2 separate regions of the Homo sapiens genome follow, and region 2 is linked to region 1. A link is an interaction called in ENCODE POLR2A ChIA-PET data of the cell type or tissue named here. Cell type or tissue: endothelial cell of umbilical vein. All regions are shown on one strand.

Region 1 (4,000 bases):
TTCTCAGTAAACTATCACAAGAACAAAACACCAAACACTGCATATTCTCACTCACAGGTGGGAATTGAACAATGAGAACACATGGACACAGGAAGGGGAACATCACACTCTGGGGACTGTTGTGGGGTGGTGGGAGGGGGGAGGGATAGCATTGGGAGATATACCTAATGCTAGATGACGAGTTGGTGGGTGCAGCGCACCAGTATGGCACATGTATACATATGTAACTAACCTGCACATTGTGCACATGTACCCTAAAACTTAAAGTATAATAAAATAAAATAAAATAAAATAAAATAAAATAAAATAAAATAAAATAAAACAAAATAAAAAAAGATCTCTCCTCTACATAGAATGAGTTGACATTTCCTCTTTACAAACTTGCTAAAAGTAGCACCCCAGGCACTTGTCACTTAAATGAGATAGGTATTTAACCAAGACGATAAAATATTAAAACTGAAAAATTGTATGTGTCAGCCACATATAAGATCCTGGGGGCAACTCACAGACTATTGGGTCCCCTCAGGATCTATGGCTCCTAACCTGGTGGGCCCTACTAGTTTCTGGAAGGTGGAGGAGAGCTGTCCTTAGAATTCTGGAGAACTTATCACTATCTACACCTACCTTGTTTATCTGTTTGTTCATATGTATATTGCCTGCCTCATCCACCACTAGATTGTAAACTTGAAAGTAGGGACATGTTGTCTTTTCAGCCTTGTAGTTATAGCTCCCAGAACAGTGATTGGAAAAGAGTAGATATTATAAAAGTGTTCTGAATAATTAAATGAATGAATAAATGAATCCATGCTGCTTAAAATATACCCTTCCCCTTTGTTCCACCTTCCTGTGTGGACAGGTGCAGGGATCCCTCCAATGACAAACAACTGAGCAAAGAGTTATGGAATCAGACATCAAAAACAAACATAAAAGAATGACATATCTTCCAAGGAACAGGATTCTTGAGAAACATGTCTCTCCTATCCAAAGGGTGCAATTAGGAAATTTCCATGATTATGAAAAGAAATTTACTGGCCATTCTTTAAACTCAAAATGGCTAATGCCTGGTGTGTGCATGTGTGCGTGCCTGTGTGTGTGTGTGTGTTTATGGGAAGCAGTTGGGGAAAAGCATTTAAATTGGCTCTTAGAGATGCTTTTTGTGACAAGAATGTAAGATAATTATAAACCAAATTTTTCCCCATAATAAATGAGTTATAGTCAATAGTAGACAAGCAAATACCTATTGACTAGGAATTATATGCTGAATAATGTATTCAGCTGCTAAGGCTATTGTTATAAAATATCACACACTGGGTAGCTTAAACAACTTAAATTTATTTTTTCACAGTTCTGGATGCTAGAAGTCCAAGATCAAGGTACTGGAAAATTTGGTGTCTATATTGAGGCTGACAGACACCTGCCTCCTCTCTGTGTCCTCACATGAACTTTTCTCTTTGTATGCAGAGACAGAGAGAGAGAGAGAGAGAGAGAGAAGGAGAGGAGAGAAGAAGGGGGAGGGGAGAGAGAGAGAGACAGTTTACTGGTGCCCCTTCCTCTTCTTATAAAGACATCATTCCTATCATATTAAGCCCTACTCTTATAACCTCATTTAACCTTAATCACCTTCTTAAAGCTGCTGTCTGTATATACAGTCACAATGGGGGTTAGGGTCCCAAATATGAATGGGAGAGGGCACAATCCAGTTCACAATAGATGATAAAGGAGAGAATATAAATGAGACACTGATTTTCTCAAAAATGTTTCAATCTAGAGGTGGGTTGGGGAGTGGAAACCAATGCTGCCCTTGCAGAACTTTAACACCTGACCTGATAGGAGTTCCAAGAGAGATGTGAAAAACAATTGCCCTGAGACTGCCAAAGGAAAACTAATGAATTTGATTTAAAATTATTGAGAAAGGCTATGTAAAGGAAATATTAGAAAATCCCACAAATATGAGACTCCATAATAGCTTTCTTCTGAGGCAGATTTCAAAAATAGCAATCTGGAAGAATTTAACAATAGGGGAATGGAATGAAACCTCTGAAAGAAAACAAGATAAGATCTATGAAAAACAAAGCTTTAAAATACTAGAAAAAAATCCCTCTTTGAGAGAACTCAATAATTGGATATATGTGAAGGTAGCTGCTTTCTGATTTATTATAAATGTCTGGTTCACAGACCGCAGCAGCAAGGTCTTATCCACAAAGAAATAAGTCTAAACAAAAATTGACAGTATGTATCTCAAAATAATAAGAGCTATTTACGACAAACCCACAGCGAATATCACACTGAATGGGCAAAAACTGGAAGCATTCCCATGGAAAACCAGCACAAGACAAGGATACCCTCTCTCACCACTCCTATTCAACAGAGTGTTGGAAGTTCTGGCCAGGATAATCAGGCAAGAGAAAGAAATAAAGGGTATTCAGTTAGGAAAAGAGGAAGTCAAATTGTGCCTGTTTGCAAATGACATGATTATACATTTGGAAAACCCCATCGTCTCAGTCCAAAATCTCCTTAAGCTGATAAGCAACTTCAGCAAAGTCTCAGGATACAAAATCAATGTGCAAAAATCACAAGCATTCTTATACACCAATAACAGACAGAGAGCCAAATCATGAGTGAACTCCCACTCACAACTGCTACAAAGAGAATAAAATACCTAGGAATCCAAGTTACAAGGGATGTGAAGGACATCTTCAAGGAGAACTACAAACCACTGCTCAACGAAATAAAAGAGGACACAAACAAATGGAAGAACATTCCATGCTCTTGGATAGAAAGAATCAATGTTGTGAAAATGGCCATACTGCCCAAGGTAATTCATAGATTCAGTGCCATCCCCATCAAGCTAGCAATGACTTTCTTCACAGAATTAGAAGAAACTACTTTAAAGTTCATATGGAACCAATAAACAGCCTGCATTGCCAAGACAATCCTAAGCAAAAATAACAAAGCTGGAGGCTTCATGTTACCTGACTTCAAACTATACTACAAGGATACAGTAACCAAAACAAACAGCATGGTACTGGTACCAAAACAGATATATAGACCAATGGAACAGAACAGAGGCCTCAGAAATAACACCACACAACTACAACCATGTGATCTTTGACAAACCTCCCAAAAACAAGCAATAGGGAAAGGATTCCCTATTTAATAAATGATGCTGGGAAAACTGGCTAGCCATATGTAGAAAGCTGAAACTGCATCCCTTCCTTATACCTTATACAAAAATTAATTCAAGATGGATTAAAGACTTAAATGTTAGACCTAAAACCATAAAAACCTTAGAAGACAACCTAGGCAATACCATTCAGGACATAGGCATGGGCAAGGACTTCATGTCTAAAACACCAAAAGCAATGCAACAAAAGCCAAAATTGACAAATGGGATCTAATTAAACTAAAGACCTTCTGCACGGCAAAAGAAACTATCATCAGAATGAACAGGCAACCTACAGAATGGGAGAACATTTTTGCAAACTACCCATCTGACAAAGGGCTAATATCCAGAATCTACAAAGAACTTAAACAGATTTACAACCCCATCAAAAAGTGGGCAAAGGATATGACAGACATTTCTCAAAAGAAGACATTTATGCAGCCAACAGACACATGAAAAAATGCTCATCATCACTGTCATCAGAGAAATGCAAATCAAAACCACAATGAGATACCATCTCGTGCCAGTTAGAATGGCGATCATTAGTCAGGAAACCACAGATGCTGGAGAGGATGTGGAGAAATAGGAACGCTTTTACACTGTTGGTGGGAGTGTAAATCAGTTCAACCATTGTGGAAGACAGTGTGGTGATTTCTCAAGGATCCAGAACTAGAAATACCATTTGACCCAGCCATCCCATTACTGGGTATATACCTAAAGGATTTTAAATCATGCTGCTATAAAGACACATGCACACGTATGTTTACTGCAGCAGTATTCACAATAGCAAAGAAATGGAACCAACCCAAATACCCATCAATGACAGAATGGATTAAG
Region 2 (4,000 bases), 97 kb after region 1:
TTACCTGTTTCTGTGAGAGCCATTTATCCAAAATCAGCTATTGGATCAAAAAGAAAAATAATTGTCCAATTGTATTCATCATCAGTATCCATCGATATGAAACCATAGCCCATGGAATAAGTATTTGGGGGAATTTCGTTTGTAATGCCACACAATAGGCCAACATTGGTTTTTAATCACCCAATCATTCTTTCATCTATTATTTCCATCTTTAACATGTGTGATCTAGGCCAAATTGAAGATGATTATGTCTCCATTAAGCCTCTTCTAATCCTCAAAAATATCTGTTTCTGAGTCTATTTCTGAGTTTCAAATGGACTTTGAGATTATGGAACTAGGGAGGGTAACATGGAATGAGGCTCATTCTAATCCCCAAATAAACCGTCTCGAAGTGGAACCATGTGGAGCTCTCTTCTCACATTCTGTTCTGAGCCGTGTTCCCTCCAACTATACCAATAACCCAGAGATGAGCTAAACCCAGTCTGACCACTCTGCTTAGCCAGGAACTGGCCACTCTGTCACGGTTGGAAGAAGTTTAACAGAAAGTCAAATGAATTCTCACAAAACTGACAAGAAACTGTCTTAAATGGATCTCAGAAGATGCCCCCTAAAACCTACTAAATTTAAATAATTGATCTAGCAATGATTTTCAACATGTAAGGTCACCAAACCTTAGAATTTACTCGTTCAGCCTAGAACACTGAGAAAATTCCTCCCAAATGCATACTCTTTGCCCCCCAGCCACAAGTGTAGCAGAAGAAAAATTAATTAGGAATCTCCCTCAACTTCTAGCAGAGAATTTGGATATGGTAATTTTCTATAAACCTGGACGCTAACATTCTTTTGTTAACATAGTTGTAATGGAAAATTGAACAAAATGCAAAACCACAAATAGCATTTCACATGGCAGGCAATCAGAGGCATGGCACAGCAGAATAGTGAACTTAGATTCAAGTCCTGCTTGGCCATTTTCTAGCTCTGTGGCTTTAGAAAAGTAACTTTACATCTCTGTGCTTCAGTTTCTTTGTCTGAGAAAGGTTAATACCTCCCCAGCACAGACTTGTTTTAAAAATGTAACAGGATACCATAAGTGAAAGCAACTTTTGAAATGTAAAAGCTTTATCCTAATATCCTGATTATTGTATTGAGTCCAAATGAATATATTGTGTAGTTGGCATATATCCATTTTCTATTTGAGATGGGATAAGTTAGGAAGGCCAACATTTAAATAATTTTGAGGCTCTCCAGACCACACCATTCCATCAAGATGATACTCAGTGAAGCCGCACAAAATGGGTACCTGAGACTTCATAAGTAAGGTCTCAGGATCTCACTAGAAAAAGTCATTTCCCTGTAATCCTGTGCTACTGTATTACACAACCACAACAAACCTTACTTCTCTCCACGCCCCATTCCACTTGCTTAGAACAGGGGACAGCCCTTTGTATAATTTCTACATTTGTAGTACAGCTGACACATGGATGATCTTTATTTTAGGTTTATATTCGTACTTTGATGATGACCAGGCAATTTTTCTCTCACCTAGTCCAGTCTTCTAATTTTTAACTGAACTCTCAAGGGTAATCTGTTTTTATTCCTGTCTCTTGTTTTTTTGGCCTCCCTATCTCTCGGTTTCTCAGTCTCTGTTCCTTTTACTGTTTCTCTTTCTCTTATGCAAACACACACACACACCCTGATCCAATCCTTCAGTGTCTTAATTCAGGTCCTAAACCTTCCAGTGAGATTTCTGACTTAGCATCTGCTGAGCCACAATTCACATGTGACGCTCTGCACTTCTTCCCAGGTACGTTTCAGCTGCAGGCTCTGTATTATTTTGGTGTGTTATCTGTACACAGACACTCACGGCAAAAGAAATTACTCACTCGTGGAAAGAGATGCCAAACCCTTAATTCAAAAACACCAAATGAGTAATTCTCAAAGCATATTTTTCTCCTTCAACCAGGACATTTTAATTATCTTGAAGTAAACAAGAAGCCTCACAAGGGTTACTCAAATTGTTCTTTCAAAATTTTCCCTCCCCTATACCTAAGGATTTCCACCTGCCCTAAAGTTCTTCATGAAGCGAGCCTTTGTTTACCACCCATGTGATAAAAAGCCCATAAAAATGGGGAGGTAAACTTTGCATCCATTTCTAGTCCCAAATTGGCCTGAGGACTAAAGAGAGCCCAGAAATAAGCAATGACCCATCTCTTTGGCTAAGTGTGCACTGACTTGGCCCAAATGGTCAGGCTTCCTGCCTGTAGCTACATAGTTAGTTGTGATAAGGAGCAAAGAAAACCAAACAGCTTCAAGGACTAAAGCATACTTTCTACTGAATGATTTGTGCTGTTAGTGTTGCAGTCTGATAAGCAAAACACATTTCCCTTGCCAGTGGAGGCCTATTACCAGAGCAGAGGCACAGGGAGCTGAAAACATTTCACACACAGTAGCAAGGAGGAAAGACCTGTAGGTGGGTGGTTTCAAACACGCATCTAGCCTAACTCCGAACTACAGCTGCCAACAAAAGGCTTTTACCTCCCCTCAGTGAGTGATGATACAGTCGAGTCACCATAGAGCCACTGCTGCTAGGAAGTGGCTGAGTACTAGAAACCAGTCACAGACTGTTTACCAACCAGACAAGTAGAACTGAGAATATAATCTTTGTACCATACATAATTCTCTCTAATGAGCCAATGCCCTGAGGTTAAATAGAATTTACTCAACCCAATTAAACTGGCCAGGGTCAGGGGATCATTAGGAATTTGGGCCCTTCATATTTCAGCAATGAATCATAAATCATTTAAAGTTTCATTTATAAGGATGAAATTCTTCAATCAAAGGGTTAACATTTTTACTTGTAGAAACTTTCAGGTTACCTCTCAATATTTTTTTTACTCTTTATTTTTCTCTTCTCTGGGATTTAAAAAATATAATTTGGAGCTTTCTTCCAGATCTCTCAGCTGCTCTTTTCATTTTTAAACCTCTTTATCTGCTATCCCAGTCATTCCTTTAGTTTTATCTTCAGTTCATAATTTTCCCTTCCACTGTGTCAACCAGCGATGGGACAAGGGTAAGACAAGCAAGGTACTCAGAGTGTACAATGTAAGAAGTCACTCACTCTTGGGCATGCGCTAGTTCAGGGTTGGCAGCGACAGTGAGTGCCTTCTTACATTTTGCACCCTGGATACCTTCCTTGCCTCACCCTAGACTGGCCCAGATGTCTAGTCTACAGTTCACCTTATCACTTGCAATTTCTATTTCAATGACTACACTTTTCACTTCCAAGGTTTCTATATTTTAATCCCTATCTATTCTTAAGAATTCTTTGTTCCCCTTCCCTCTTTTACTTATTTGATGATTCAAGAATCCTTATTTTAACATTTAATATTGCACCATTATGTCTGGTTCTTCATGCATGGACTCCACAGATTCTTGGGTCTGTTGACTATCCTCATGCCAGAAAATATTCTTGTGTGCTTTGTAATTTTTCTTGAAAGCTTACCTTGTTTGGGAGGGAATTTGTTTGTTTTGTTTCTTTTTGGTAGACTCCTCTCCCTGTCAAGTAGCTTTTGGGTTGGTTGCCTTACTCTGGTAGTACTCCAGGTTTGTGTCCCCAAGCCAAGATGTAGTGTCTTATTCCCAGCCAAAGCTCATAGTGTCACATTGAGGCTGATGGCTGCATGCGGCAGGGCCTGGCTCCAATTCCTGTGCAGATGTCTCTTCTCTCTCCCAGAACCACAAGCAATCAGGTCCAATGATCAGTAGTTAGTGGAGTTTTTTCATGTTCAATTTACTGTTAGAAGCTGTGAATACTGATTTCGGCTTTCTCTGAGAAGTCCATCACACGTGTTCTGCCTTTTGTGGAATAAGCAATGCCTTCATCAGCAAATGGTCTTAGAAGCTGTCTCCAATATTTTTGTGTCTCTGTGTGTGTGTGTGTGTGTGTGTGTGTGTGTGTGTGTGTATACGCTTAGTATATGTGTATATATATGTCCTGTGT

What was found. ChIA-PET counts read pairs that join two places held together with the same protein. Peaks named below come from ENCODE experiments on the same cell type or tissue, not always from the same donor. Only the 100,000 strongest peaks of a DNase experiment are listed, where the experiment ranks them.
Region 2: POLR2A ChIA-PET joins it to region 1 with 5 read pairs; 3 of 35 experiments call an interaction of 5 or more read pairs at or near these places.

Annotation. Positions count from the first base shown.
Region 1 is chr15:39,259,539-39,263,538 of GRCh38, forward strand. All of the region lies in intron 1 of LOC105370777 (a long non-coding RNA gene), which reads right to left. Among named protein-coding and RNA genes, the nearest start is that of LINC02915, 11 kb to the left of the region's middle. In endothelial cell of umbilical vein, no CTCF peak of the experiment used is centred here; a DNase peak (open chromatin) is centred at 2,023; H3K27ac peaks cover 2,656 bases.
Region 2 is chr15:39,356,287-39,360,286 of GRCh38, forward strand. The region is part of intron 1 of LOC105370777 (a long non-coding RNA gene); the gene reads right to left. Among named protein-coding and RNA genes, the nearest start is that of LINC02915, 110 kb to the left of the region's middle. In endothelial cell of umbilical vein, no CTCF peak of the experiment used is centred here; a DNase peak (open chromatin) is centred at 2,395; H3K27ac peaks cover 2,782 bases.